Regions from separate parts of the Homo sapiens genome. Here all the other regions are linked to region 1. Evidence: chromatin loops called from intact Hi-C (ENCODE). Cell type or tissue: Calu3. All regions are shown on one strand. Each heading gives the region's core, and the rest is flanking DNA. Links, peaks and the distances in the headings are about the cores only. Region 1 overlaps PHLPP1 (PH domain and leucine rich repeat protein phosphatase 1). Region 2 overlaps PHLPP1 (PH domain and leucine rich repeat protein phosphatase 1). Region 3 overlaps PHLPP1 (PH domain and leucine rich repeat protein phosphatase 1).

The links. A loop is a pair of places that touch in the nucleus more often than their neighbours do. Peaks named below come from ENCODE experiments on the same cell type or tissue, not always from the same donor. Only the 100,000 strongest peaks of a DNase experiment are listed, where the experiment ranks them.
Region 2: it touches region 1 in a loop (2.0-fold over the local background); 6 of 110 quality-filtered maps call a loop at or near these places.
Region 3: a loop joins it to region 1, with 2.2 times the contacts of the local background. A loop is called at or near these places in 9 of 110 quality-filtered maps.

Annotation. Positions count from the first base shown.
Region 1 is chr18:62,936,706-62,947,486 of GRCh38, forward strand. PHLPP1 (PH domain and leucine rich repeat protein phosphatase 1) reads left to right here. Exons shown (of 17, transcript NM_194449.4): 11 at 5,013-5,213; 12 at 8,404-8,566. Among named protein-coding and RNA genes, the nearest start is that of PHLPP1, 230 kb to the left of the region's middle. RefSeq lists an enhancer at 5,282-6,481. In Calu3, for the core only: no CTCF peak of the experiment used is centred there; a DNase peak (open chromatin) is centred at 6,096.
Region 2 is chr18:62,806,113-62,816,893 of GRCh38, forward strand. The region is part of intron 1 of PHLPP1 (PH domain and leucine rich repeat protein phosphatase 1); the gene reads left to right. Among named protein-coding and RNA genes, the nearest start is that of PHLPP1, 96 kb to the left of the region's middle. In Calu3, for the core only: no CTCF peak of the experiment used is centred there; DNase peaks (open chromatin) are centred at 6,279 and 9,449.
Region 3 is chr18:62,876,249-62,887,029 of GRCh38, forward strand. All of the region lies in intron 4 of PHLPP1 (PH domain and leucine rich repeat protein phosphatase 1), which reads left to right. Among named protein-coding and RNA genes, the nearest start is that of PHLPP1, 170 kb to the left of the region's middle. RefSeq lists enhancers at 1,374-1,874, 2,774-3,275, 3,276-3,775. In Calu3, for the core only: no CTCF peak of the experiment used is centred there; a DNase peak (open chromatin) is centred at 5,653.

The DNA.
Region 1 (10,781 bases), core at 1,172-9,171:
ATAAAACCTAAATTGAGAGACATTTTACAGAATGTTTGTCGAGTACACTTCAAAAACATCAAGGTCATCTAAGATAATAAGACTGATTGGAGAAGAAAGGAGGACTGATAATGAAATACAACGTGAAGTGTCAGCCTTGTGAAGATAGATGGAACTGTCAAAAGTACTTTGTTATAAAAACAAGCAATAATAAGAAACTTGGAATGTTTACACTTCTGGAATGCTTCGGAGACAGAAATCAGAGGGTTGCCTAAAAGTAAGAGTTTTGCTGGGGTTAGACAGTTGTGACTATGTAGAGTTTTAATGGTATATAAGTCCCAGTACAGATTTCCAGAAAAATCATTTTTACAATACCTGGTATGTCTACAAATAGATAAATCTGTTATGGTACCAAATCCTGTGCCCTGTTTCTAAGAGAATTTGGCTGTAAAATTTAAGGGTGTGCTGGAAATTACTAAAAAGCAAACAAAACAAAAAATATATAGATGAGTCAAATGGACAGAATATGCCAAGGAGAGCAGAGCAATTGCTCAAGAAGCAGGAAATGGATTTGTCTCACTGTTGTTGCGGGTGACTTTCCAAACACTTTAGGGCAGGAGCCATATCTGTGTGTCTTTTCTCTGAGACTTTTGAACTCTATGCTGAGAGAAGTTCTTGAGTACTGTGCTATTTACTAACTTGTTTTAAGAATTGAGTTTGAAATGCTGTGCACACGTGGTCTTCACATTACATGCAGGTGCCCTGCTTGACCCTCCAGCTCTTTTAGAAAAAAAGGACCTATGAAAATGTCCCCACAAAAAGGTTTTTATAATTATTTTTCAACATTTGAATTTTGGAGACACATGGTAGAAAACTGTGGACTTGAGACTGATGAAATCCGAGTTTTATTTCTGTCTCTGCCACTAGTTACTATTGAGCCATTGCCAAATAATGTTACTTTCTCAGCTTTGAGTTTTGTCTTTCGTGAAATATGAGAGGTTATATCTCTGGGGTGATGGAAAAATCAAATGAGATAGAAAATAGTGGCCAGGTGCAGTGGCTCACACCTGTAGTCCCAGCACTTTGGGAGGCCTAGGCAGGTGGGTCACTTGAAGTCAGGAGTTCGAGACCAGCCTGGCCAACATGGTGAAACCCTGTCTCTGCTAAAAATACAAAAATTACCTGGGCATGGTGGTGCATGCCTGTAATCCCAGCTACTCAGGAGGCTAAGGTGGGAGAATTGCTTGAACCTGGGAGGCGGAGGTTGCTGTGAGCCAAATGCCACTGCATTCCAGCCTGGGCAACAGAGCAAGACTCTGTCAAAAAAGAAAATAAAAAAGAAGAAGGAAGAAAGGTCTGTGGTGTCTGTGGAATCTACAAAGTACCTTACAAATGAAAAGAAAACAGTCATATGTTACTGCTTTTTCTCTAATTAGAAGAGGATTGCATAGTGAAAAATGTTATATGGATGAAGCATGAAACAGCTGTTGGCACATTAAACCATCTTTTTTATAGTATACTTATTACAAAATTCTGTAAGGAAGAAGCTTGAGGATAGTTATCACATCATACAGAGTTGAGACCTGACTCAGCCCTTTAAGAATTCAGCTTTTTTGCAAGGTTGAAAGCAGAGAGTGGGGTTCTGGAGCCTATTTATTTACTAAAATTGTTAACCATCCTGGAGAAACTTTGCAAAACTAAAGTATTTGTTCGTTCTGGTGGAAGGATGAAATGTAGACTATTAAACCAATTTAAATTGTCTCCTGCTGAAACATTGTGAGGTTTTAGGAAGAATGGCTTAAGTGAATGGGTATTGAATTTAATTTTCCTGATACTATGATAATAAAAAATATTTTTAGTCCAATTGTTTGCTCTTTGACTATTAACCAGCAAGGTGATTAAGTCAGACTTTATGCAGTTCAGATGATGTCCTTTGGAACCACTTCATGTGGTTTCAACTAACTAGTTTCATTTCTTGGAGGTGGATGATGCTGGCAGTTTCCCCCTTAATTTTGCATAAAAGGTATATAGTTCCTTAATTACAGACAACTTTCAAAAAGATGAGAGGATAAATCTTTGAGGAAATCACTTTCTTCCCTTTATTCAGATGCCATGAGGGGTTTTTTAAGTTGCTTGGCAGCTTTCTAGATGAGCATTCACTTGTCTGTTTTTAAAACATTCCCTCTTTTTCTGGCCTAAAAAATATGCAAACATGAATTCACTTTGTTTTATCGCATGTGTTTGTGTGTGTATAACTACATATTTCCTAGAGAATTCTATTTTTGTCTTTTTTCTTTCTTTCTTTCTTTCTTTTTTTTTTTTTGAGCCGGAGTTTCGCTCTTGTTGCCCAGGTTAGAGCACAATGGTGCAGTCTTGGCTCATTGCAACCTCTGCCTCCCGGGTTCAAGTGATTCTGCTGCCTCACCCTCTCGAGTAGCTGGGATTACAGGTGCCTGCCACCACACCCAGCTAATATTTGTATTTTTAGTAGAGGAGGGGGGTTTCACCATGTTGGCCAGGCTGGTCTCGAACTCCTGACCTCAGGTGATCCACCCGCCTCAGCCACCCAAAGTGCTGGGATTACAGGTGTGAGCCACTGCGCCCAGCTGAGAATTCTATTTTAATGAAATTATTTTATATAGTTTCCCAGCCAACACTAGTCCATGATATTTTAGGGCAATAAAATTTATTTCTTACATTGTAATTTATTCTAATGCTACACTAAAGAAATTCTTAACAGGAAATAAGGTGGTCTAAATGGGATCTAAAGAAACAGACTCATAAAAATACTCTAAACAGCGATGGTAAACAACTATGTTGCTGAAACTTGTTTCCTTCCTACTTCAAAACCATTTCAGAAACTGCAGGAGTGACCTTTATTTCCTTCTCTGTAGCACACACGACTATAATTTCCCGTGACTATTTATGGTCTGGATAGCCGTTCTCTAACTTCCTTTTTTTTTTTTTTAATGTCAACGGAATACGTGTTTCTTTAATGGAAAATGTTCTATTTTGGGGAAGCTGCTTTTCCTCAGATAAGTAATGGAGTTGGTGCTTGTGTGTTGAAGGGGTTGTACAAGATTGAAGAGTTTTAAATTAGTGGACTGAGAGCTTGAAGTGACAGTCCTGGTGAGGACTCCTAGTAGCCTTTTTTTTTCTCTCCAAGATTAAAAATAACTGCCTGGTATTCTGTATTCTTTTTAAGGATGATTTTATTCTTTTTTTTTTTAACAGATGGCAGAATAGTCCTGAATTGAATGGTGAAAGTTTCAAACCAAAGTGATTGAAATGAGGGAATAGTGTGGTTCATCAACAGGGTTGATCTGGGGGCCAGGGGGAGGCATGGGAGATTTCACCCTTCTAACTCTTGTAGGCAAGTGCTATGTACTGAGCACTGTCTCTTTCCCACCTGCTGCAGCTGCACAGTTGGACATTCGTCATGAATCAGGAGGGTCATCTCTGACTCTTGAGGGTGACACAGTCCGTCCCTTTGGAGTGATTTGGAACCTGATCACAGCAAGGATTTGTTGCCATTCCCCAGCTTTGCAATGTGCATTTAACTACATTTCACAATCACCGTGGAGGATTTTTTTTTTTTTGGGCAATTTTACTTATCTTAGTTATAAAACCATTCTTTATATTTTATCCACGTTTCTTTTTCTTTCTTTTCTTTTTTTTTTTTTTTTTTTTTTTTTTTTGAGATGGAATCTCGCTCTGTCGCCCAGGCTGGAGTACAGTGGTGCGATCTCCGCTCACTGCAAGCTCTGCCTCCTGGGTTCACGCCATTCTCCTGCCTCAGCCTCCCGAGTAGCTGGGACTGCAGGCGCCCGCCACCACACCCGGCTAATTTTTTGTATGTTTAGTAGAAACAGGGTTTCACCATGTTAGCCAGGATGGTCTCGATCTCCTGACCTTGTGATCCGCCTGCCTCGGCCTCCCAAAGTGCTGGGATTACAGGCGTGAGCCACCACGCCTGGCCTTTATCCTCTTTTCACTCTAGCATCTGAAAAGTGTGGCAGCAATATATTATCTTGTTTGTTTGTTTTAATGTAAAATTTATTTAAGTACAATATAAATACAGAAAAGAGGCCAGATCATAAGTGTAGCCCTTGATGCTTCGTCTCAAAGTGAGCACACTTGTGTAACCAGCACCTGGACTAAGAAACAGAACATTACAATATTTGAAACGTTACACGCCGTCTCCTGGATACTGCCTCCTTTCCCTCCCCACCTAAGAGTTACTGCCATCCTGACTTCTGTTACTACAGAGTAATTTTGCCTGACTTTGAACTTTATATAGTTATGGGATCATGCAGTGGGTCTCCTCTTGTATCTGGCTTCTTCTGGTCATTATGTGTTTGTGAGATTCATCCTGTTGATACATGTTGTTTTAGTTCTTTATTCTCATTGCTACATCATATTATGTTGTTTTAATAGAGAGCAAATTATCTCCTGCACTTGTGAAAGCCAGTAAAATGTGCTTTGGACTTTATACTGAAGAGGACTCAAGTCACTATGTGATTTAGTTGCATTGTGATCTAATACCTGTTTTATTACTATAAGAACCATTTATTTATTATTTATTTATTCACCTAATTTTTATAGAGGCAGGATCTTGCTTTGTTGCCCAGGCTGGTCTCAAACTCCTGGCATCCTCCTGCTTTAGCAAAAACTTTTGATTACAAAATAGGAAACTGTTTTTCTCTTCCTTAAGTCAGAATATTAACTTTACCATATCACTTTCTCTTCCACTCCCCGCCAACTATAAAAATAATTGCTTCCCCTTACCTTTGTGCTTCCATAAAAATTGGTTGTATCTCTGTGTTTAATACATATAGATAGCTATTGTGGTCATGATAGTTAGTGAATCACAGATACAAATACTTGCTAATTGAACTCCTTGAAGCCAGGGCTTGTCTTTTCAATTCATGTTTCTGATCCCAGCTTCTAATATGCCTGGTATCAAAGCTTTTAGGTTTCTTGAGGGTTTTTGTGACTTTTCAATGGCATTTTGTTGCGTTTTGTCATTGTAGCCTGAGATTCCTGAACGCCTCTGCGAACAAACTGGAAAGCCTTCCTCCAGCCACGCTTTCCGAAGAGACAAACAGTATCTTACAAGAGTTGTATTTGACAAATAACAGCCTCACAGACAAATGTGTGCCCTTGTTAACGGGACACCCCCATTTGAAGATCCTTCACATGGCCTATAACCGACTTCAGAGTTTTCCAGCAAGGTAAAGGACAGTTGTAAAGCTGCGTTCTGAATTGCATTTCTCAAAGTGTATTCATAGAAAGGTGAAGGCTGAAATATTTATTTCCCAGGTGATGTCAAGTTTGTTTGCTTGTTCCTGCTCCCTTCACAGTTTCCTTTATGTAAGCTATGATGACATTTCCCTAAAGAGAAGTAGATTGGTTTTCTTCATATGTGTCCAAAGACCTAATCACAAGAATGTTCTTAAGATTTTGAAATAAAATGTGTTGTTTAGCAGGTATGTTTTTTCTTTTACTTCTTTTTAACCAGTCAGATTAATTTTTTAAAAAACCATTATCCTAGAGCCAGGTGTGGCAGTGCGTGCCTGTAGTCCCAGCTACTCGGGAGGCTGACATGGGAGGGTCACTTGAGCTGAAGAATTCGAGACCAGCCTGGGCAACATAGTGAGACCCTATCTATTAAAAAATAAAGTAAATAATAAAGTTTCCAAAAACATTAACCTAATAGGGTATGTGGGAATTAGAATGTAAACCAGGAACCTGAAAATCCTTCATTATCTACCAAACTTTATATTCATATTCATGATGTACAGAGCAGTGGTAGACTCTACTACCATAGAAACTGTAACATTGCAAATTCTGGCTCTCAAAATAGTCCATTTTTAATTTGTTTTTACTTTAATTTCTAATTTTCGGTGAGCGGTGACATTATATCTAGCTTTGAGTGAATCTGCGTGCTGAGCCTGCCGTGAGGATTTACCGTGTTTCCATTTCATTGGCTTTTATCCATCTAACAAGTTAGGGCTTGAACACACACCCACGCATCAAAGAAACAAACACTAACCCTTCTGGTTTCTGCTTGGTAACTGCAACTCAGCATTGGGGCCAAATCAAAACACTATCATAGCTTCCCTCTGCTGCCTTCAGGGCTACCAGTCTGTTCGAGCCCTTGCTGAAGAAGGAAGGCCCGTGTATATGTTGACTTAAAGTATTGCTCTGTTTTTGGTGTAATGAAATATTTACTTTCCTCCTCATTTGATATTAATAATTAAACTATTTTATGCTTACTTCCATCTACTTTTACTTCACTATGGAATGGGGAAATGATATTTTTGGAAAAAACCATGATAATCACATAACAGCAACCTATCTGAAAGAGCTCATTGTCTTCTTTCAGATGATGAATGTCTAAACCCTGCAGAGGAAAGGATCATCAGCTCTAATTCTGAGGATATACCCCCAGTGACCCGTGCCAGGTGTAATCACCCACCCTAAGTGCAGAGAAACTTTTAACACACCTTGTAAAAAAATCCATCTAGGAATGAATTCTGTCTCCCTGTGGTTGTGATGTGGCTCAGTAGCTCCCCTGCAAACCAGAGCACCTTAAGAGCTGGGTCTGTGACCTTGCTGTATCCCTCAGCCTCATATCTCACACAAGGCCCACACTTAAATGGTTGCTGAATTAAAGAACGGGACCACCATCTAGTCATTTTGTCTTCACATCTTTTGCCACCTTCTTTTTATGTGGCGAGTTGGAAATTTCTTTAACTTTTTCTTTTGGGGGCCTGTTTTCTGTGCTTTTAATCATTTTTCATGCACCATTACCCATTAGTTTCAAGGCACACAAGGGCTGGCATCTGCTTCTGGTGAGTCTTCAGGAAGCTTACAATCATGGCAGAAGGTGAAGGGGAGCCATTGTGTCACATGGTGAGAGAGGGGGCAAAAGAGATGCCAGGGTCTTGCGTGAATGCACAGCGTGTGAATTCTCTGATTACCATGGGAAGGGCATCAAGCCATTCATGTGGTATCTGCCCCCATGACCAAAACACCTCCCACCGGGCCCCACCTCTGACACTGGGAATCACGTTTCAACATGAGATTTGGAGGGGACAAATAATCCAAACCGTATCACTATATTTTTTTCAAAATATGATGATAACATATTTAAATAATATTCTCAGAAATTCGGGCTATCATAGATGGATTACTTCATAGTCTGTGTACATATTGTTTGTAGTCTATTCTGATACCACACTGGATGTATATGATATTAAAAGGTCTGACTTCATAAGATAAAAACTTAGTTTTTACTGTATCTTAGGCATATATTTATTTTCAAGATAAACAAGATAATCTTTATATTTGAAAGATGACAAAAATAATACAGTGGTTTTTTTTTGTTAAATTCTTTAAAAGTGTATTGTGACAAATGAAACTATAACAGGTAGAAACAATACCAAAAAATGTAAACTATTATTCAGCTTATGAGTCTGGATCACACTAATGGGGAATCCTGTGCTTCTTGGAGTCTAACATCAGCAGGAGTGGAAAAAGGGTCAAAAAAGTGCCAGATACTATTACAGTGATTGCAGAGGTAGAGGCATTGTTTTTTCTTTCAAATTTATAAAGAATGCAAGAAACCCTGATTCTGGAATTTTTCTTTAGTTGGTTATTGTAATTATTGATGAAGATTATAGATGAGGAGGATTGAACAATAAAAGACATTCTTAAACAGAAGTATTAAATTAATTACATTAGAACATATTATTAAGATAAGGTTGGAGAGATTCCTTCTTGGTAGATGTTTAGCAACAATTGAGATAAATGTCTTTTGGCCCTGGTGTGAATTTGGGCTCTGCCAGAAGTCCAAGAGGTGATCCAAATGGGCTTTTAACACACCCCTTGCTCCTTACCACCACTTTGTATTCATCAGTGATGTCAGAGGAGTTGGGGGAGTGAGGGTTGAAGAAAAAGCTTATCTTAATATGAACTATAGACCTGTTCTCTACCTCCCCCTTGAGTTTTCAGTGCCACTACAAAGAAATCATACTCTCTGAGCTCTTTTAAGGCAGTTTTATTGTATTAGTGCTGGCTTTTGACCCATTTAAATAGTGTTTTCATTAGTGTTCAGACCAAGCTATACAGTAACATGATTATTGCCAGGGTAACTTAATTTCCACATAGACTTTTAGGAGGAAAAGGGCATCCATTTTCCTTCTTGTTGACAATTTGAAGAGTTGAATAGTTTTTGTTCTGTAGTGAGAAAGGAGGTGTTAAAATATTTCAGTACTCCAAAATGATAGTGAAAAAATGGTCTTGTTTGTAAAAATGACTGTTACAAATGAATCCTTAAAGTCATAGCAATTTAATTCATCCTTTGATTCTCGTCCTATATTATTTTCTTTTAAATTGCTTTATTTTCTCTTTTTTTAGTAAAATGGCGAAACTGGAGGAACTTGAAGAAATTGATCTCAGTGGGAATAAGCTGAAAGCCATCCCAACAACGATCATGAATTGCAGGCGCATGCACACCGTGATTGCTCACTCCAACTGCATCGAGGTCTTTCCCGAAGTTATGCAGCTCCCAGAGATCAAGGTATGTGGTTTCATTTCATAAACTCTAAGCTTCAGGTCGGCAAAGAAAGTTGACTTCCTAACTCATCAACTCAGGACGTTTGCATCTTTGTTGGATTTATTCAGAATGAAGGCCCCCATTAGCCCTTACTTCCTCCTTCCTAACCAATGGGCTACACCGTTGAGTCGGCAGAGTTAAAAAACAAAGCAAAACACTGGAGCAGGTTTTGGGAAAATTGGATTTCTAGGCTGAGTCCCTCACTTACTGTATGACATGAGGCTACCCACATAGCCACCCTATACTTCTTTATCTGTTAATAGTTGTTCCACTTATTTCCAGGGTGGTTATGAGGCTCAAAGGCTGACGCTGGTGTAATCGCAGTTTGAAAAGGTTAACAGTACCACTACACATCGCTCCCTACCAACTCACCCAGTTAAATAGCACACCCCACCATATTAGCCCACTAATGGTAATTCCCTATATAGACAGAGCATCATTGCTGTCACCAAACATTGATTTCAACGGAATGAAATTGGCAGAGCAGATATTATTGTCATTTGATAAGTAAGGACACTGAGGTGCTGAAAAGTGAAGCAATCTGTGTAAATTAAGACAGCAAATTGGTAGCAGAGGTAGTCTGCAAATCCTGACTGCTGACTTGAGGTAGATTCATGGGATGAAACCAGTTCACTAGAATGAAAGCCATGTAACAACCATGTGTTCCTATTTTGTTTCTTTTCTGGCAGGGAAATGGTACAGAAGTAAAAAGTTCTTTATATACAATGTAGTTTTTCATTTGTATCTTAGCATTTCTAGTAATCGATTTTATGCTTAATGAAAAATAATTTGGTGGTTACAGACTTGGAGCATATTCTAATCTCCTAACAGGGAACAAGAGCAGTCCAACTTAGCCATTCTTCACTTTCCAGGCACTTGCTGATATAAACCTTGTGTTTTAGATTAAGAAAGCAAATAGACATTTGAAGACATTTTAAATGGCTTGCATAACTTTTTTTTGTTTTGTTTTTGAGATGGAGTTTCACTCTTGTTGCCCAGGCTGGAGTGCAATGGTGCAATCTTGGCTCACTGCAACCTCTCTCTGTCTTCCGGGTTCAAGCGATTCGCTCGCCGCAGCCTCCCGACTAGCTGGGATTACAGGCGCCTGCCACCATGCCCAGCTAACTTTTGTATTTTTTTGTAGAGACAGGGTTTCACCATGTTGGCCAGGCTGGTCTTGAACTCCTGACCTCAAGGTGATCCACCCACCTCGGCCTCCCAAAGTGCTGGGATTACAAGCATGAGCCACCATGCCCGGCCGGCTTGCATAACTTTTTATCACAACAGTTTTTACACATTTATATGGTTGAGATGTGTACAAGCCATTTTGTTTGTGTGTGTGTGTGTGCGCACGCATGTGCACGTATGCTTTAAGCCACAAAATGTTTTACTTTGGGCTTTAAGAACACTGTCTCATACATCACAGTGGCATTTTAAGATGTTTGTTATAAATTTCCAGAATTTGGCTGGGCGCGGTGGCTCACGCCGGTAATCCCAGCACTTTGGGAGGCCAAGGCAGGCGGATCATGAGGTCAGGAGATCGAGACCATCCTGGCTAACACGGTGAAACCCTGTCTCTACTAAAAATAGAAAAAATTAGCCGGGCATGGTGGCTCGTGCCTGTAGTCCCAGCTACTCGGGAGGCTGAGGCAGGAGAATGTCATGAACCTGGGAGGCAGAGCTTGCAGTGAGCCGAGATCGTGCCACTGCGCTCCAGCCTGGGCAACAGAGCGAGACTCCGTCTCAAAAAACAAACAACAACAACAACAACAAAAATTTCCAGAATTTTTACTTTCTGTATAGTAACTTTCACATTGAGGAAGAGCCGTGCTCTGAAGGGAGACAGACCTCCAGTTGGATCCCAGCTGAAAATTCACTGCTCTGTTTCCTCGTATGTTAAAGAAAGAAAAGAATTGGTACTTCCTTTATAGTATTGTTATGGAGATGAAATGAAATAATACATGTAAAGCATTTGAAATAGGAGTGTCACATAGGAAGAACTCCCTAAATGTTAGCCATTATTAATCAACACATGCCCTCAATGTGGTTCATATGTGATGTTGATTATATAGAGCAACTATTTTGGCTGAAGCTCAACAAAATCCAAGAAATTTATTACTTAAGCAAATGTTTATTTGCCGTTCAGCACAGGAAAGATGTTGTCAGCTAGACCTTCCAG
Region 2 (10,781 bases), core at 1,582-9,581, 130 kb before region 1:
AATTTTATATCATATCCTTACCCTGAGAAGTGCTATCTTTATTTGGAACACAGGAAAATCCTCTATCTGTGATGTATGTATAAACACTTAGAAGAAGGGAGAATTGGTAATAAGATTTAAGTAACTCTGTCATAAAAAACAGCAATTTCTATTACTTGACTCCTTTCTGCCATTTTGTTCTTGATTTATTTCTTATGGTAATTCCAAAAAGGATTTACTGATACATTTGGAAGGAAAGGAAACATTCTCTGTTATTTATTTCTAGTGATTTATGCTTGTTCTTTTCTCCTGCTTTCCTGATTTTTCTTCAAAGGCATAAGGCATAAAAATGATCATAGCAGTGGAACTGATGAACAAGTATTCTTTGAGGATGGCTTGTTATTTGGTTAGTTGATTCTTTTTTTGCTGTTCTTGTTGGTCCTAATATTTTTGAGAAAACTCGTTTCTTTTGAGAGATAGATAAAACTGTACTCCCAAGGCAAACCATTTATAGGAAAATAAAAAAGACAGTAAGAATTTTGTGGTATATTGTGTGTACACTCCTTTCTGTAATTGGGCTATCTAAATGTTGTTTGCAATGTTGAAATTAGATCTTCAAGGATTAGCTTGACATCTTTTTTGAAAGACATAATTTTCTATTTATCTACATGGAACTTTGTCTCAGATAGTATGAGATTATATTCTTCAACTCTAAAGCTTTTAAATATAGTTTTGTTTTCCTTTTAAATTTGTTTGGGATTAGATGAGCTCAGGATTGTCTATAGGAGATAAAGAGAGTCAGAACTATTTGAGGAAATTCCAAGAAATGAGGACTTTGAGGTGAATGCATCAGGAATTAGTTTAAATCAGTATGTTATTCAAAATTTGTCAGCTTTTAGTTTAAAAATTTTTTATAAATAAAGTTGCCCTTATTGTCTTTCATAGCGAAATCTGGTTTAGTGTAAGATGAAGGTATTAATTGGATTTTTTTCAAGTCTTTTGGCATTATTATTTCAAGTCTTTTGGGATTATTTCAATCTTTGGGATTATTGCAATATGTGACCACAAGATAATTTTCTTCTTTGTTATACAAAAAAGAAACTCTCACATCTTCTTTGTTACATAGTTATTGAGAGAGTGATGGTGAATTCAGAGTTCTCAATAATAATCGGTCTTAGTTTTTCCAGCAAGTTATATTTTCTATTAATTGTAATTACTCTAAAATTCAAGGACATAAAATTAAGGTACTACTCTAAAATTTTAAGTAAATTTAAATTAATTAAAATACAATCGTATGTATTGAGTATTTGCTCTAAGGCTTATGATTTCTTGGGGAGAAGCATAAAGAAGAAGGTATAATTCTTGTATTCACATAGCTTATAAACCTAAAATAGGACTAAGATGTTTTTACATTCATGTGTTGTTTAACAACAGGGACACATTCTGAGAAATGTGCCATTAGGCAATTTTGTTCTTGTGTGAACGTCATGGAGTGTATTACACAAACCTAGATGATACAGCTTACTCCACACCTCTCTATGCTGTATGGTATATAGCCTTTTGCTCCTAGGCTATAAACCTGTGCAGCGTGTTACTGTACTGAATATTGTAGGCAGTTGTAACACAATGGGAAGTATTAGTGTATCTAAACTTCTAAATATAGAAAAAAATAATAGTAAAAATACAGTATAAAGGATAAAAAATGGTACACCTCTCTAGGGTACTTACTGTGAGTGGAGTTTGCAGGCCGGGAATTGCTTTGGGTGGGTCAGTGAGTGAGTGGTGAGAGAATATGAAGGCCTAGGACATTACTGTACACTACTGTAGACTGTATAAACACTGGACACTTAGGCTACACTAAATTTATTTTTAAAATAATTGAATTAGGCAATAGGAATTTTTCACCTCCATTATAATCTTACGGGACCATCATCCTATGTGTGTGTGGTCTGTCTTGACCAAAAAGTTATGCGGTGCATGACTGTGTTTTTTAAAGATAGGGCAGAGGTGGAGCTTGGATTGGGTCTGGGGTGTGTGAGAGAGAGAAGTTGAGGAAGAGGCTTTGGGTTTTGATCCAAGACACTCAATGAATGGAATCATCTTTTCTGAAGATGAGTTAATCTTAGATAAGTAGGAGGAGCCATTAAAGTAGATCTGTGGAGTAGTGGACAGATGACCATAGGAAACTGGATTCAAGTGAAGAAGACTGGGCTGGAGATAGAAATTGGGAAGTTGACAGTATGATGTAATCAATCTGTAATTCAAGTGAAGAAGACTGGGCTGGAGATAGAAATTGGGAAGTTGACAGTATGATGTAATCAATCTGTACTTTACATGATTACATATATTGATAAAATTTATCACGCTAATTATATGCACATGGATACTTTTTAATAGTTCTCTTATGCTAAGTACTTGTCTAAAATAGTCACTTTTGTTTAGAATTCATCTCTCTGTTTTTTTTTGTTTTTTTTTTTTGAGACGGAGTTTCACTCTTGTCGCCCAGGCTGGGGTGCAATGGCACCATGTTGGCTCACTGCACCTCCGCCTCCTGGGTTCAAGCGATTCTCCTGCCTCAGCCTCCTGAGTAGCTGAGATTACAGGCATGCGCCACCAAGCCCGGCTAATTTTTTTATATTTTTAGTAGAGACGGGATTTCTCCATGTTGGTCAGGCTGGTCTCAAACTCCTTACCTCAGGTGATTCACCCACCTCGGCCTCCCAAAGTGCTGGGATTACAGGCGTGAGCCACCGTGCCTGGCCTGGAATTTGTATCTCATGTGATTCCCTAGTACACTGTACTTTTTCTATTATAGTTTCTACAAAATTATACTGCAGTTGCCTGGTTATTATTTTACTAGACTTTAAGTTTTTTGAGGGCTGGAATCTGTGTTGTTGCCTGCCTACTGCCAGGTATAGAGATGCTCATGTAGATCATATAAAACTCAATTTAATATGAGTTGAAATTTAATAGAGTACCAGAATATTAAATCTTTCTAAATGTGAATTTTTAAAAATATATGTTTTATTTGAAGGCTAGAAGCCACCGCCGTTCCATTTTTAAACAAAACTGTCGTTTCAAACAAAAAAATAACTGAATGTTCTATTCTTTCCACTTTCTTTTCCCCTGAGGAGATTACCTGTGGGGAAGACAAGGCCTAAGTGGTATCACAATGGAAATTAAGTCAGAACCTTGTAATTATTATTTTAGGGCTCCAAATCATTAATTTGAGAAAACCTCAAAAGTAATTCTGCTGTGAATATCTCATCCCATCCAAAGTTGAGTATTTCTGCAGATATACACAATATAAGTATCAAAAAGGTAACAGGCCAGGTGCGGTGGCTTATGCCTGTAATCCCAGCACTTTGGGAGGCCGAGGTAGGTGGATCACAAGGTCAAGAGATGGAGACCATCCTGGCCAACATGGTGAAACCTCATCTCTACTAAAAATACGAAAAAAATTAGCTGGGCGTGGTGGTGGGAGCCTGTAGTCCCAGCAACTCCGGAGCCTGAGGAGGGAGAATCACTTGAACCTGGGAGGCGGAGCTTGCGGTGAGCTGAGATTGCGCCACTGCACTCCAGCCTGGCGACAGAGCAAGACTCCATCTCAAAAAAAAAAAAGTCATTGGCATTTCTCAGTATGTCTTACAACTCAATGAATGTTGGGGCACTATTTTTTTAAAAACATTCTGTTTTTACCCTAGATGCTGGTTAAATGAATGTTTGCCAAATAATTATGTTCTCTTCAGTGTTTTACAATGAATATGCGGATCTTTTGTACATGTATTAACATTTTAGTTCACTTTCCAGTTGGTTTATTTAATTGGTGGATACTAGTTCTATTTGGTGTTGTGAGTAGGTTGCAAAAGTTTATAAGATTGTTGAATATGTAAGATTGTGATAGTCTGCAGGGTCCATCTTCGTGGTTTTTAAGTCTTTTCTGAGTGCTAAGAGAGCTTCTCTAGTTAAATAAACAGCAAGACTTGTTTAACTTAGAGCTGAAGTGGTAACACTGGTACAGTCTACTCATACACTGATGATTGGACCTTAGTCAAGAAATTGCCCTACTACAGACAAAAATCACTGTGTCCTTTGTGTATCTATAGTAGTTTGAATTTCCAGATACAGTGCATAGAGGCATGATACTTTGGTCTTCTGGGGCATTTGACTTTAATATTTAAAAGTCAAAATGCCATATTTCCCTAGCAATCTATTTGGAGCTTTGCTGGTAAGAAGTGCTTGATCTCAGGTAAGATTTAGTGATTAAGTAATTTTTTTTTGTGGTAATCTTAATACAGTATTCCTCTTTTATCTTGGGAGAATTTGTTCCAAGACTCCCAGTGGATGCCTGAAACTGGGGATAGTACTGAACCCTCAATATACTGTACTTAGGGTTTTTTCCTATATAAACATACCTGTGATAAAGTTTAATTTATAAATTAGGCACAGTAAGAGATTAACAACAATAACTAAGAATAAAATAGAATAATTATAACAGTATACCATAATAAAAGTTATATGTACGTGGTTTCTTTCTCTCTGAAAATATCTTACTATACCATTCATATGTTCTGACTCAGGTTGGCTGTGGGTAACTGAAATCACAGAAAGCGAAATCATGGATAAGGGGGACTACTGTACTCTCACTGCATTATATTGAAAATACGTTAAAGCAATACTGAACAAAGGTAGTACTATAAATAGTTATTTAATTAAAAATAAAAACGTTGTAAAACCAAAGAAAATTAGACTTATTTAGATCGGAGGTCAGTAGTGTAGGAGTTTATTGTCCCCCAATTCTGTCCAGCTAAAACCTCAGAATGTGACCTTAGGGTCTTTACAGACATAATTAGTTAAGATGAGATCATACTGGATTATAATGGACCCTAAATCTAATTACTGGTCCTTATAAGAAACAAAGAGGACACATGGAGATATAGAGAAAAAGGTGATGTGAAGACAGAGGCAAGGATTGGAAAAACCTATTGGTGTTTTGCTGGGTTTGAGAATGTCCGGAAAAGTTGCTCATTCCTGTGGGAAAAATAATTCAGTAGTAGAAACATGCTTATTTTTGCTCATTTTGATTGATAGCTGGTTTAGAGCTGCTGGCTAGAAAGAAATGGTAACATTAAATAGGGATCTGGAGTCAGAAAATTCATGCTATTTGACCTAGCAGTTTATAGAATAAAAGATCAGAAACAATCTTGAACAATAAAGAAACTGGTAAACAAATGATAACTTATGGAATATTTTGCAGTCCTTTAGATATAAAATGACAACTTAGAAAGGTGTGTATGATACAAAGGTGTGTGAAGGGGTTAAAGCAGGATGTAAAGTTGTGTATATGTAATGATTACAACTATGTAAAAAGGTATGCAAATTTTTAAAATGGACGAAAATTCACCAATCCGTTTACTATGAAGATAGTAGGATTATGGTTATGTTGTTGTGTCTTTTTTTTTTTTTTAACTTCCTTTTCTTTTAAACTTTTGTTAATGGGGCTGTATTTATAGTAATTAGAAAACATTTAAGTGAGAACTCTATGGATTTTGTGTGTGGTTCTAAGAAGTTTTAAAACAAAGCTTCTAAAATTTCCAAAAGGTAAATCTTAGTAATAGGCTAATTATAGGAGGTTTTATAATTTTTTAAAGAGATTCCTAATAAGTTGAGAGAAGCCATCTATTTGGAATGGGTTTAAGGTATTTTTCTGATGTCATGTCTATACAAGATAGCTTCTTAAGGTCAGTTTTTGAACTTTTGAATCCAGACTCAACATATTTAATGTGATCAGCTTTGTAGGGAAAAGGGCAGTGAGTTGATTATTATCTAATGCAGTAGAGAGGAGTGGAACATAAAGTTTTTAGGAAATTGTTTTGCTCTTGGAATTTTTGTTTATAAAAGACTAATTTAAACAATAGCTGTGTATTACACAGTAGAAAGTAAACTCTATAACCCAACCTCCTAGTTAGAACCACTGGAAAAGAATTTTTAATTATATTGGGACTTATATGATTGTAGGGACGTGGCTCTTAATCATTGTCTGAAGTCATCTTGGCCGAAGTCTGTTTGCAGCAAAGAAAATGGAAATATAGTTCGTTTTTTCACCGTTTGAAGAGAGAGAAACAGTGGTGTAGATTATCCCAAAATCATTCATGCTTGGCTTTCGAATTTTTATTTTATTATGTACTTAGGAGTGTGTGTATGCTCAGAAGAAACACCACAGCACTCCTGATAAAAGCATGTCACAGTGAAAACTTGACTCAGTTGGAGCTGTGGAGCTGTCTAGCGTCATCATCCTGATTTCCACACACACAGCAGTGTGCATCACCTTTGACACAGTCATAGTTCTTATCTAAAGGAGGTAGCTACGTATGTTTGTTCCTTTAGAGGAGTTAAGAGTAAATAGGGGTATACTGGACCTTAGACATTCCAAGAGTTAACATTGAGTCATTCCTAAGGCCTCTAAATCCTCATGACAGAGTGTAATTGGTAATTTTTCTGAGGCTGAAATTTGAGTTAAGCCCACCCTGAGTGAGGCCTGCTGCCCAGCTTCATTGTTTCAGCGAAGTTCAGTTGTGTCTCCTTGCTCATGACATTGCACACTTTAACTTTTGTGCCTGTGACCTTTTTTTTTTTTCCTATGGAAAAGTACCACAAAAATAAATTCAGCTGGGAAGGCGGTGATTAAAATCCTGAAGTCTACAAAAGTGATGGTTTCTAGGTGGAATATAGAAGTTGTAGGTAACTTCAGAATGTTGAATGTGGTGGAAGCTAAACCTACGGAACTGAACAGGTCTACCATCTGTTACAATGGAAGTGACAGCAACAAGAAGTTAGTGAAAGTGTTTCAGTGATTATTCCAACCAATGAAAATATTGCTCATCAAATAAGAAAGAAAACTTGAGAATGCTGAAAGGACTCTTAAGGTATTGTGTGAAGTTATGCACAGGAAATGTGAGAAGTAACAGATGGTGAAGACATTGAACTGACAAGTGAAGGTTGATTTTGCAAATTTCAAATATGTTTTGCCAGATATGAAGTTAATAGTGGGAGGCTGCCCCAACTCACTATATATTGCTCCTGGAACTGAGCTGAAGAAGCTCATAAAAGGGAGGAAGGGCTATGGTTTGTATGAATTCAAAATTGTAATGAAACCCACATTTGAAGAAGATACCTTCTCATACATCCCAAACATACACATCCCAAAAAGAGATGTGAGCATCAGGCATTCGGGACTACTGAAGAATAATTGTGATCTGTCCATGGAATCGTGTAATGGAGGGAACTTTAAAGATGCCTGAGAACTGAATCTAGTTCCTTTTGAGGAAGAGAGATGGAGGAAGGAAGGAAGAAAGAGGGGAGTGGAAAGTTTGGGCAGCACCTGATCTCTCATCCATTATGCCCCACGTTTGCCTCACTCTTCTCTCTGACCTGATTTGCTTGCTTCTTTGGTCTAGGTATAATCAACCAAATCCTGATGATCCACCAGGTCAAGTTGGTTAGTTATGTTAGTAACATAATACTGTAACTTGGTGGGTCTCAAGTTGTGGTCCCCACACCTGCAACATCTGCAAAATCTCACGCTCCTGCCCAGAACTATTGAATGAGAAACTCTTGAGTGGCAGAGCCCCTCAATCTCTGTTTTAGCAAGACTTCTAGGTGGTTTTGGCACATGCTCAGGTTTGAAGCCTTTCGTTCTAACTTGTCTTCATTCAGCCTTTCCCTTTCAGCATTTTAATGTATTATTTCCTGCACCACTACACAAACATACAATCAGTGATCATGTTTATGATTTTGATGTTGTATTATTTTAAAAGTTCATGGCTCATTTTACTATAGTTTATGTGAGAATTTTCTTTGGTGGATTTTTTTTTTCCTTTTTAATTACTTTAGCCCTATGTTTGCAGAATCTTTAGAGATATAAAGGGGTACTATTTTTCAGGTACCAGTTAATCAGTATTATAAAGAAAACTGTAATCTGTAGGCATATTCAGGAATTTAGAGATTATCAAAAGGTTCAGGGCATGACATTTGTCCAGGATAAGTGTCTATGGTAATTTGGGAGATATAAATAAACCTAATCAAATTGAATAGCTGTCAGTAAGAAGCAAGATTTACTGGGCAGTTGACTTCATATATTTTGATCTGATGCATAAATTAACCCTCCCAAATCTATTTAGCAGCTGGTTGTCATTTCCATTAGCTAAAAAGCAGTTAGTCTTAAATCTGTTTCAAAGCTCCTGCCAGCACTCCTTGCTGAGCTTCTTTTAGCTTCTTAGCTCTGAGACAGAATTCCCAGATGCAGTTTAGTGCTCCCCTAGACCTCTTACGGAGTCATTTCAATCCTTCTCCTAGCTCTTGAAATGACCCTAGGCAAGTAATTTAATTCATTCTTTCTGTCACTGGTCATAGTGAAGAAGGATTTAAGGATTTATATGCAATAAGAAACATGCTTTAGAGTTTTATCAGTCTAAGCTCTGAAGATAAAGAGGGTGAGGTGAGAGTTGAGTGTTTTCACTCATTCGACCATTTTCAGCTCCAGGGACATGGTAAATTCTTCCAGTAGCTTTATATAGTGATCATACTTTTCTTAGATTTTGGTGCATTATTTATCATGAGTACTTTCACTCTCTTACATTTTGGAAATTCTTGTGATTGCTTAATGTGTTGTTCTTATTCTTGTTTTTGACCATTTCTAGTTGTAGTAGATTTATACAAAGTCCTATAAATTTTGTAGGCTCTTTTAGGGAAGTGTAGGTTATTAAAGTTTTACTGTGTTCAGTAAATAGAATTATGTGAAACCAACACAGTAAAGTTGTGAGGTTTTGCCCCAAAACTTAGTAGTTTAAAACACCAAACATTTATTTCTGAGTTAGGAATTCAGGAATGGCTTAGCTTAGTGGTTTAAACACCAGACATTTATCTCTGAGTCAGGAATGCAGGAGTTTCAGGAGTGGCTTAGCTGTGTAGTTCTGGATCAGGGTCCATCTTGAAGTTTGCAGTCTGGCCCTAGGGGCTGGAGTTCTCTGGATTTGACCGTGGCTGGAGGATGTTTCTTTTTTTTTTTTCCTCTTTTTTTTTTTTTTGACAGAGTCTTGCTCTGTTGCCCAGGCTGGAGTGCAGTGGCGCGATCTCTGCTCACTGCAAGCTCTGCCTCCCAGGTTCACGCCATTCTCCTGCCTCAGCCTCCGGAGTAGCTGGGACTACAGGCGCCCGCCACCACGCCCGGCTAATTTTTTGTATTTTTAGTAGAGCCGGGGTTTCACCGTGTTAGCCAGGATGGTCTCAATCTCCTGACCTAGTGATCGCCTGCCTCAGCCTCCCAAAAGTGCTGGGATTACAGGCTTGAGCCACCGCGCCCGGCCTTGAGGATGTTTCTAATATGGCCTGCTCACATGGCTGTTGTTAGGAGGCCTTAGTTCCTTGCTGGCTGTTGGCAGGAAGTTTCAGTTCCTCACCTTGTTGGCCTTTTCAAAGGATTGTATGAGTATCCTCACGACAGGGCAGCTGGCTTCCCCAGAGGGAGTGATCCTAGAGAGAGAGGAAGGAGGAAGCTATATGCTTTTATGACCTAGTTTCAGAATTCACAAGCTGCTGCTGTCACTTCTTCTACATTTTGTTTGTTAGAAGCCAGTCACTAAGTGCAGTACAGACACAAAGAAAGTGGAATTAGGTGCTCTCTTTTGAAGGAAAGAATTTAAAATAATTTGTGGGCATATATTTAAACTTGTTCTGTTCTTAAACTTTAAATTTGTGCTACCCTTTTCCTGATATTTGAATGAATACATATTGTATTTATTTACAGTGTCAGAATTATGACATACCTGTAGTCTAAAACAGACATTTTTCTGTTAATACTCTATGGTAACCATCTTTTCAGGTTGGCAGTTACATATCAATAGTATTGTTTCAAGTGATTTCTTATAATTGCATTATAGATGCATTCTACTTTAACCAGTTTCCTTTTGTTGAATGTTGAGGAGGGTTTTTAATGTTTCTTCACTATAAATAATATTACATTGGGTATTCTTTACATACATTTTTGTGAATTTAAGTTTTTTTCTTAGATTAAATGTCTGGAAGTTGAAAAGAGTACAAAAATTAAGGCTCTTGAAACCTATTTTCAAATTGCCCCTCAGAAAGGTTGTATTAATGTACACTCATATCAGCAATGTATAACAAGTTTGTTTCTGGCTGGGTGCAGTGGCTCACGCCTGTAATCCTAGCACTTTGGGAGGCCGAGGTGGGCGGATCATGAGGTCAGGAGTTCAAGACCAGCCCAAGTAACACTGTGAAACCCTGTCTCTACTAAAAATACAAAAAAATTTAGCTGGGCATGGTGGCACGTGCCTGTAATCCCAGCTACTCAGGAGGCTAAGGCAGGAGAATCACTTGAACCTGGGAGGCGGAGGTTGCAGTGAGCTGAGATCGTGCCATTGCACTCCAGCCTGGGTGATAGAACAATACTCCGTCTCAAAAAAATAAAAATAAATAATAAAAAAAAAGAAGTTTGTTTATTTTTCTAAAACTTTATGCAGTGGTGGGTATTATTAGTCTTTTGAAATCTTTGCCAATTAGAGAAGTGGTAAATGGTTGTAGTTTGTTTTAGTTTTTACTATTATCAGTGGCAATTTGGGGGATATATTTTTTGTCTACTTGTACTTATTATATGAACTTGCCTGTTTATATATCTTTATTTTTTTCCATTAGGTTACTGTTTTGTAAAATTATTATATTAAATAAGACATCATTTCTGCCATATTTTGCGAAAGTATTTTCCAGGCCTCTTTGAAAATTTATCA
Region 3 (10,781 bases), core at 1,636-9,635, 60 kb before region 1:
CATTCTCTAAACTCACTTCACATTCTCTTGCCACTCATCTTGCAAGAATGTGCCCCAACTTTTACCTTTGACCACCTGCCGAACCCAGGCTCAACCTAGCGACTCCTACCCCACCCTTCAAAGTGTATTTGTAATGGCATTTTTTCCTTGAAGCTTTTAGTTACTTCTCAATTCCATGTGACCTTTTGCTCTTCTGAATTGTTCACTTTTTAAATATTTTTTGTACTTATCAATCCTTTTATAGTAAGCATCTAAAAATTTCTAAAATTGCCATCTACTGTAAAGTCCTTAATAAATACTCACTGAACTGAATTGTTGGTTTTCCCACCACCAAGGATAATCAAAATAATGTGATCATAAAACTTTAGGAAGAGAACATTTAGAAATGCTTTGAGCAGCGGAACCATTTCTTGTATTTAGTATTCAAGGTGACTATTTTAAGGGGACATCAGTCACTTAGAATGATTATTGATCAACCACATTGCATTATGTGGCACCTACATATCAGTTTCAAGGAACTCAGGCTTGTGTGATTGTGTCTTAGAGGCTGTGGTATAAATTGAGTAAGTTTTCACCTGAAATAAGTAAAGATGACTTGGGTCAAGAGGGGAGTGAATTCAACACTTGGAGGAAAGACTTGATTTGAGCTCTGATTAGATGTGAAATTTGGTTTAGCTGAAAATGGAGAGATGGAGGGGCAGGTCCTCTCATGCGAGAAAGAGGGAAAGAGTGAATGGAGTTGGGCGTGCAAGGATGTGGGCATAATAGAATGAAAGTATGAAGAAATGAGCGATGAGAAACTCCTAATTATGCATGGCATTTATCAAGTACCTCTCTTCTTAGAAAGCTCAAATTTCTACATTTTTGGTTCCCTTGGAGTAGAAAACAAATGACCTTATTTCCTATTCTGCTCTTCTGCTCTTTTGGGGATGTTGGCATTCCAGATGTAAAGTGATTAATGTTAATTACTTATCATTACCAAAAGCCCACATTTCCAGGTTTTATTGAAAGATTTTAGTTTTTGTTTTTATACATAATTCATGAAGACTTCTTTTAATGGAAATAGTGATAATTCATTAGCATAGTGAAATAAAGAGTGGCATGCTAAAACATTTTTGCAGTTCATTTGATCGATTTAAACAGCAGCGCTTAGAACAATTTCAGCTTCTTTGAAGACACTGCTGTATAAAAAACGTTAGAGGCAAGCCAGCTGCAGACTGCTGAAGAAAGAGTAAAGCCTATGTAAAAGAAAAACAGCACAAATGCTGCTCAGGGTTAGAGATAACCTTGGGAAGGAATTTCCACTACCAGGGTTCCATGAGGCTTGCCAAATGTTAAAGGAATTTCATGGAATGTATGGAATGTCTTTTTGTCAGTTAACTGTTCCCAGAACTGGAAGTTCCTTTCTTATACAGCTTTGCTTTTCAGATGGAATTGTGATCCTCTTGGGAAGCTTTCCATTTCACAAGATTCCCATTTTCCTTCCCAGAGAATTTGAGCAAAGCAGAGCCGGCAGGTGGTGCTTGGGGCTCCGTGATTATATAGCCTTTGGTTCTCTTCTTGCCTAATGCTGCCGACCTAATTTATGGCAATGATGGCCCATTTTCTTATTCCCTCATATAGTACATTTTGAAGACGGAGCTCAGAAACAAAATATCAGCCAGGCTATATTAAATTAGTTTGCCCTGTTGACTTTTTGGGATAGTTTAAGATGTTCTTTAACATTTATTCCCACTTAAATAGAAGGGAGAGAGGCTGGTATCTTCAAAAGCCTTGGCTTGATTCCAATTCAGTTATTGTATTCTGTCCACTTCCATTCTTTGAGCTCTGTGGAGCTCTTTGCCGTATTCTCTGAGCTTTAACTTAACTGCAAGAGTTTAATGCCAACACTGTATTTGTAGATATTTGCTATTCTGAGTGGTAATCAACTTTACTCTGCACAGCTCCTAGTGCATAGTAATAAGTATAGAGTAAAAGGACCAAACTGATGCTTATTTTGTTGATGGTGAAGTGTCATCATAACTTGGGACTTGGGAACATAATTAACATCTTTGCTGATGACTTCTGAAATAATTCTTTGGTTGCCGGTATGAGAATGCTGATGGAGACCAATACTCCTCTCCTCCCTCTCTCTGCTACTTCATGTCAAATAAACACATCTAATTCTGGAGCTCATTCAGACAACACACGCATGTCAGTTTTGAAAACTAAGGACCCATGAAAATGTCTGTTTTTATTTAGTGGCTGTAATTTTGATGTCACTCACCATGCTCTAAACTAATGGAGCTTTGAATGGGAGGAGTCACATTCCTCTTGTCATTTCTCTGGAGTGGTGAGGATGATGACACCAGAACTGGCAGGATATTTGACAGTGACCTCTGTAAAAGCAGGGCACACCCATTCCTCCCTGGTGATGTCTTTTGGACGTATAATTAATAAGAAAACCTTGGGGAAAGGCTGACTTTCTAAATAGCTGTTTTTTTCCCCTAATTTTAAACTTTGTCAGAATGCATATTTATACTCCTCATATTGTGTGTGTGTGTGTGTGTGTCTGGAAGTGCAACAAAGGGGAGATATTATCTGATACATGTGATAAATATGTGCATGTTCAGATGTACTATTTCATTCAATTCAAAGTTTTTCATAGGCAAATACCAGTGTCTTCTTGACATGCTCTGTGATTAGACTTTAAGCATTCTTTACAACCACAGGGCTTCTTTCTCCTTAATAATTTGGTCTACTTAATGTTTCCCAATTACCTTGTAGTTTTTGCTTTCCAAATCAGTGTTTCACAAAATGATTCATGAAATGCCTACATCAGAATCACCTGTAGTGTTTATTGGTGCTATGGTTTGAATGTGTCCTCCAAAGTTGATGTGTTGGAAACATAATCCCCCATGCAACAGTATTAAGAGGTGGGACTTTAAAGAGGTGATTAGGCCATGAGGGCTCTACCTTCATGAATGTATTAATGCCCATTATCAAAGGGCCTGAGGCTGTGAGTTTGCTCTCTTGCTCTTACTGCTCTTCTGCCATGGGATGACACAGCAAGAAGGCCCTCAACAGATGCCAGCATCTTGAAATTGGACTTCCCAACCTTCAGAACTGTGAGAAATCAATTTTTTCTTTATAAATTACCCAATGGTATTCTGGATATGTGTGTGTGTGTGTGTGTGTGTGTGTGTCAGAGTCTTACTCTGTCACCCAGGCTGGAGTGCAGTGGTGTGATCTCGGCTCACTGCAACCTCCGCCTCCTGGGTTCAAGCGATTCTCCCACCTCCGCCTCCTGAGTAGCTTGGATTACAGGCGTGTGCCACCACGCTGGGCTAATTGTTTGTATTTTTAGTAGACAGGGTTCACCGTGTTAGTCAGGATGGTCTCGATCTCCTGACCTCGTGATCTGCCCACCTTGGCCTCCCAAAGTACTGGGATTACAGGCGTGAGCCACTGTGCCCAGCTGGTATTCTGTTATAGCAACACAAAATAGACTAAGATAACTAGAAACACAGATGCCTGTTTTTCATCCCAGACCTGAATCAGAACTTACAGTGATGGGGCCCAAGAATCTGCATTATAACATTGCATGCTGAAGTTTGAGAAATAGCCATACCATACGATTCTTTTTAAATGGTCTGTCTTCCAGTCCCCCTCTGTCTATTGAACTCCTACTCATGTTCCTTAGGTAAAAGTTTTCACTTTTGTAAACACTCATGGTACTTCCTCCCCCCACCCCCCAATGCCGCCAGTAAGTTTTCAGTTTTCACCTTCTGCTTTATTTTATAAGAGCTTTGTTCTCAAATTGTTTCAAGTTCCTGGAGGGTGAAAACCATGTCTAAATCACATTTGTATACTTCCAGCACCTTTGTGCATAGTAAGAACTCAAGAAATGTTTAGTGAATAATGGTTCAACCCTAGCATCAGACTTTTATTATACCTAGGAAACTTTTGGGTGTTAGGGTTTTTTTTTTTTCCCCATTTAGCTGTGAGATATGCTTAGCCTATTTGTTATATGGTGTTTAGGCTACTGTCTAAGGACATTTTTATGACCTAATTATTCTCACTGACTTTTGCTTATGCGCACTTTCTCATTTGTTTGGTAATCCAATATCCTTGATATAGATGCTATTTGGTTTTCCTTTTTATATATCTTTATGTGACTTGAGTGGGATTTTATCCAAGTATACTTGTGAATCTTCTCTCCTTTGGTTTGAGAAGAGGAGCAGAAATAGTGATCCATTTTCTGCCTTTTTAAGGAATTTTTTTGTTTTGTTTTGTTATTGTAATATTTTTATTTGTCCTAGTGTGGCGGTTAATATTAAACATCTCTTGAATATCATTGGCAATTAATGGGCTAACTATGGGCAGATATGTTGGTGAGAAAATGAAAAAAAAATGTAGTCATGGATAAATTGAGTAAAGAAACCATCTCAAAACAGATATGTTTAAGTGTAATGTGATAACATATTTCTTGGTTTTTGATTCTTATATTGCTAATTTATTAAAGAATCAAAATGACAAATTTATGCAGCTTATGACTCATTGTTTTCCTGAATTTAGTTAGTTCAGGCTTACTATAGATCTAGCGGCTGCTGTTTTCACGTAATTACCATCTTATGATCTAGAGTGGTTCTCTATGTAATTTACTTACTGGACTCATGGAGCCTTCCACTGCGTACCTCCCTCTCCACCATAGGCAGGAGCTGTGCCTTATTTGTTATTGTATCCATAGGATTAACCCAGCCTAAGGTTTGGCACATAGTAACCAGTAAGTACCTCTTGTTTGAATTACTTTAATTATTATTTTTTTGTTTGTTTGTTTGAATTATTTTAAAAGAGGAATTAAGATGAGTTTTCTCTTTAGGGCTGGTTGTAGTAGTCCCATGTACTGTGGACACTGATGCGTGGGAATTGCTTGAGCCAAGAAGGTCAAGGCTGCAGTGAGCTATGATCACACCACTGCACTCTAGCCTGGGTGACAGTGATACCTCATCACTTTAAAAAATAAATAATAAAGGGTTTTTTTTAATTAAAGAATTTTTCTCTTTAGGGAATACTTTAATTTGCCTTTACAGCAAAATGTCCATGGAAATTATTGTCAACACTGAGAATTCTTTATTTCTTTGATTATTACTTTTGAAAAATTATGAGTTTTAGCTTTGGTAAATTTATTCTGATTTTCAACATCTGTAGCAGTTCTTAAAAAAATTATAAAATTCTTTCATGACTGTAAATTTTAATTTTTACCTAAGTAAAATATGCATGTGCTTATTTTTGTTTTCTAGTTATATGAAAAGGTGATATGTTTATTTTACTTGTACCAGGAGGCATTTATGGTGACTAGGATTCAGATAGGATGATTTGTTTATTTTGGCTCAAGTGTTGACAAGCTGGTTGCATGCCACATTAGCATCCGTGCACTGCTAAGCCTCCCAGATGATGGCAGGTGCTCACTGGGAACAAGGCTGGTGGACTCCTTGGCCCTTGGAACAGAAGGGCATACGTAAGTTCATGTGGATTCATTTTAGAAGTCATATAGGGACGACAGGAAAAGCACTGTACCAAGAAACTGAGAAGATGTGAGAGTTCAGTTACAGGCCAATGGAGTTTGGGGGTGTGGACAACAGTGTGAAAGCCAAAAGGAGTTGAGTCATGCCTTCTGAAGGGTGGGTGTTCCCAGCAATTCTGAAGCAGGCACAATGAGCCAAATGTTTCTCATGCCATTGCCACCACAGATGAGTCCGAAAGGAACATGGGGCAAAAGGTGTTCCTTCCTTTCCTCATCCAGGAAAGACAGCCTCTCTCATGCATTTTAGAAATTATTTGGCTTCCTTATGTAACTATTATGGCACATGCAGGTTGCCCTATATCATAGTTGGATTGGGACAAGAATATTAACACATGACTGTAGGACAAACTTACCAAGCCAAAGAAGCACCACACGAAAGGAATTGGAATTTGAGGAGTTCATGGAAAAGGAAGTTGCTTACTGGGGGTCTGTGTCTCTCATTCATTCACTTAACTATTTTTTTTTTTTTTTTGAGATGGTGTCTTGCTCTGTCACCCAGGCTGGAGTGCAGTGGCGTGATCTCAGCTCACTGCAAGCTCTGCCTCCCAGGTTCACGCCATTCTCCTGCCTCAGCCTCCCGAGTAGCTGGGACTACAGGCGCCCGCCACCGCGCCTGGATAATTTTTTTTTGTATTTTTAGTAGAGACGGGGTTTCACCATGGTCTCAATCTCCTGACCTCGTGATCTGCCTGCCTCGGCCTCCCAAAGTGCTGGGATTACAGGCATGAGCCACCGCGCCCGGCCATTCACTTAACTATAGTTTCTAAAGAGCAAGTATATTCAATACACATTTTTAAAAGTACTTTGATACACTTCCCAAGATTATTTCTTCTAAAGATAAAAAAGAAAAGTTACTCTGTCAAACTTTAATGGTCTCAAAACCACAAGGTGTGCTCTTAAGAACAACAACATGTGCTTGGTTTTATAAATTCTTTTAGAAAAAAGTAAAGAGAAACATGAAGTAAGTGTAACTCATTTTACCCAAGCTTTTCTATTTTATTGGAAAAGCATTAAGCTTTCTCTTTTTGTTCTCCCTTCCCCTAGTATATAAAATTTATTTAAATTGAATGGATAAGGTTGATTTTATCTATTTATGTATTTATTTATTTTTGAGAGAGCAAGACCACATCTTAAAAAAAAAAAAAAAAGAAAAAAAGAAAGGATGACTTATTTAATAAATGTTGGTAACATAGCTAGGTACCAGAAAGAAAATAGTTGGCCCTCCATCTAACATTTCTTGTAAAACATGTCAGGTGGAATTAGGATCCAAATGTAAAAAATAAAATATATATACATGTTAGAAGGAAACATTAAGAGAACATCTGTACCACTTTGGGTGGAGTGAGAGGACCTTCTCAAGCAAAATTAAAAACAGGGATCCCATAAAGGAAGAGATTGCCAAATATGAGCAAATAAAAATTAAAAATTAGTGTGTGGCAAAAGTCACCATGAACAGAGTGGGAAACACCAGACAGCAGGCTGGGAGGGCGTGTTTGTAGCATTTGACAGTACACGGCAGGTGGTATTCAGGGAATGCCTGCAAACTAAGTGGCAGGTGAATAGTCCATTAGAAAAGTGGGCAAAGGATATGAATGTGTATCTCAAAGAAGATTTGCAATTACCATTTTCTTCTTTGCAAAAAGCAGCTCAACTTTACTGCAAAATAAAAATTGAAATGACCTATGTAATTTTTGCCCATTAGATTGGCAACAGTTGAAAAGATGCTAACATTAAATGCTAGCATGGGGAAAGGGACCCTCTCTTACATGACTGAATGGGAGTATGAATTTCTGTAACTTTTTTTTGTAGTTTTGTAGTACATATTTAAACTGTACATACTCTTGGGGCCATCAGTTATACTTTTAGAAGTATAGATTCACAGTCCCTTATTAAAACTCTTGAGGACAATTGTGTTTTCAGATTAAATGGAGATAACATGGTGCATATACTGTACATTATGTAACACCTCCAGCAGGGTTTAAGAGAGCACCCCATAAGTAGACACATTCATATTTCTAGAGAGATCAAATGAATATTCACATCAGTTCAGATCAGCTTTTGCCATCACATGAGTCAATTAAAAATCTTTGAATTTTCAGAGTCTCTTGGATTTCAGAATTAAGGATAAGGCCTATTAGGCACCAATAAGTACTGTAAAGTAAAATCATTAATACACAACCAGATACATCAGTGGATGTTTCTTGCAGAATTGTAACAGCAGAAAAACTGAGAGTACTCCTAATGTCAATCAGCGGAGGAATGGAATACATTATGGTTCATTTGTACTCTGTGTATTATGCAGCTGTCAAAAAGATTGAGTTAGGTTTTTATGTACTGACTCAATAAGATGATTTGTTTGTATTGGGTGAGTAAACAATTTGCAGAAAAAATATATGTGGTATAATCTGATTCAAAAAAATGTGGAGGGGGCTATCTCCTATTTATGCAGCTGTAAGGAGGAAAAGCTTTGGAAGGATATAAACCAAACTATTGACACTGCTTATCTCAGGAGGGTAGGATTTGAAATGAAGTGGGAGAGACTGTTAACTTTTTATGTGCTTCTATAGTTGGACTCACTTTGTTAAAATGAGCATTATTGTTTTGGTAATCAAATAAAATCTTTCTCTTAAAAGAAAATACAGTGAGTCTTACAGAGCACTGACAGCCTGGCAACTCCCCACTAAGGCAGAGCCACTCAAAGCCATTAGGGATCCTGCTTTTCATAATTGATGCAAAGTAGGGGGCAGGCCCAGAGCGACGCTTACAAGTCCAGCCGTTGAGCAGCTCCTTCATTACTTAATACTGAAGCCTAATAATTTCCAAAGTGGGCTAGCATGTGCCCCACAGAGGAAAAAACAAGTTAAACACGGGCTGTTACTGTGAAACGGAAATTTATTTACCTAGGGAGTCTTTTTAATTGACCCATTTGTGGTGAATAATACTGATTTCTCTCTATTAGAATCATTGACTAAAACAGTATGGTTTTCTCTTCCTGGGTGTTACTTGTGACACCCATTTTGAGCACATTTAGAATAGGTTTAAAAGTACAACTACTTCCATCATACTGTTATTTTAGTCAAGTTTTCAAGTGTATATGTCCCTAGTTCCTGGAAGAAAAATTACTCAAGACTTAGATATATCTAAAGCTAATTAATATTATGTCTCCAAATAGTCATCATGCTGTTTATTTGGTTTTATTTCCTAAATATGTACAAGCATATATAGCCATTCCCTGTAACTCACATGCAAAAATAGCTTTGTACCTACATTTTTGAGTATAGATTGAATAAGTGTTAAGAAAATGAAAAAGATTAAGCACATCTTATGACAAAACAAGCCCAGAAGGAGGAAGTATGTGAGGATTGGTAACATTTGTGTATATTTGTTTCTTTCTTTCAACTTTGACACTGTAAAACATTGGCTTTTTTGTTTTCTTTCCTGCCCTTGGATAAAAATGGCTCCACTTCATTTTCTAATGAGCATTGACTCCCAACTAGTTTTTTAGAGGCCAGACTCAAATAAGCTTGTTGAACCGTGGTTTACTTGTTTTAAAAACCTTTATATTGGCCGGGCGTGGTGGCTTATGCCTGTAATCCCAGCACTTTGGGAGGCTGAGGTGGGTGGATCACAAGGTCAGAAGTTCGAGACCAGCCTGGCCAATATGGTGAAACCCTGTCTCTACTAAAAATACAAAAATTAGCTGGGTGTGGGGGCATGCACCAGTAGTCCCAGCTACTCGGGAGGCTGAGGCAGAAGAATCGCTTGAACCTGGGAGGCGGAGGTTGCTGTGAGCTGAGATAGCACCACTGGACTCCAGCATGGGTGACAGAGTGAGACTCCGTCTCAAAAACAAAACAAAACAAAACAAAAAAACTTTATATTTACCTAATAAAGGTAGGGAAGTTGGATGCATGAATTTAGTGCATTTAAACTTTTCTGATTAAGAAACTAAACACTCTTTCCTTTTATAAATAATTTGCTTAAGTAGCTTGGAATATTACACCTCAAAATTTAGTAACTGGGGAAAAATTCCATTTAAAGCCAAGTGTAGACAGTGATACATTTACATGGTCTACTGTTGTCTAGATTACAGGGGAAACTAAGAAAATACAGGGATGGAACTGATTGCTCTATTCTCTCAATAGCAGTTTGAAGTTGTGTGCTGTTCTGTCTCTGCCATTTATTAGTCATGGCTGTGAAGCTGGAGAAAGGAAGGAAAAGGTAGGAACACTAGTAGATCACACCCCTAGATAGTTTAGCACATTTTGTGTATAAACGTACGGTGTCATTATTACCGTACTTTCATTTTATAATGTAAATATAGTAGGAGGTGCAAATTAAAGCAGTGTTAGTAATTTAATAGTGATAGTATCAGCTTGATTCTACCATCTCTTCCCTGTCCCCACTTTGACCTTCTGCCACTTGAGGGCCCCACCCTTGGCAAACAGTCATGCACATTGTTTGTTTGTTTGTTTAATTTATTTATTTTAGAGACAGGTTCTTGCTCTGTGGCCCAGGCTGGAGCACAGTGGCACGATCACAGCTCATTATTGCCTCAAGCTCCTGGGCTCAAGTGATCCAACCGAGTAGCTAGGACTACAGGTGCACACCACCACACCCAACTAATTTAAATTTTTTTTAGTAGAGATGGGATCTTGCTATGTTGCCCACTCTGGTCTTGAGCTCCTGGCCTCAAGTGGTCCTCCTGCCTCAGCTTCCCAAAGTGCTGGGGTTACAGGTGTGAGTCATGGCACCAGCCTTTGCACTTTGTTATAGGGCACTTAGGATACCTAGTTTGAAGGAGACTTCAGGTTTGTTTGCAAACATACTACAAGTACAGTTTTCTGTCTCTGTAGATTATCAAGTATATTTAGTTGATTGTGCTTTTCTGTGACACTTGGTATCAGTAACTAAAAGCGTGCCTTTGGAGTAAGTCAGACCTGAGTGATGCTCATTGCTGTTTGCTAAATATAATACTGTGACTGAAATAACTTCATTTTAATAATTAAGATTACTCTTGATTATGTGCTGCATAAATGTTAACTTCCTTTCTGTAGTGTGAACTCTGTATTGTAGGACAAATGAACATGAGTTATATTTCTTTCTTTAAAACATACTGCTTGTCCTGGAAAATGAAGTCAGTCTTTTCAGGTTGTTGAGTAGTTTGGGAGCACTGAGCTGTGCTTGAATTGGTTTGAAGGTAAATATAGTGTTC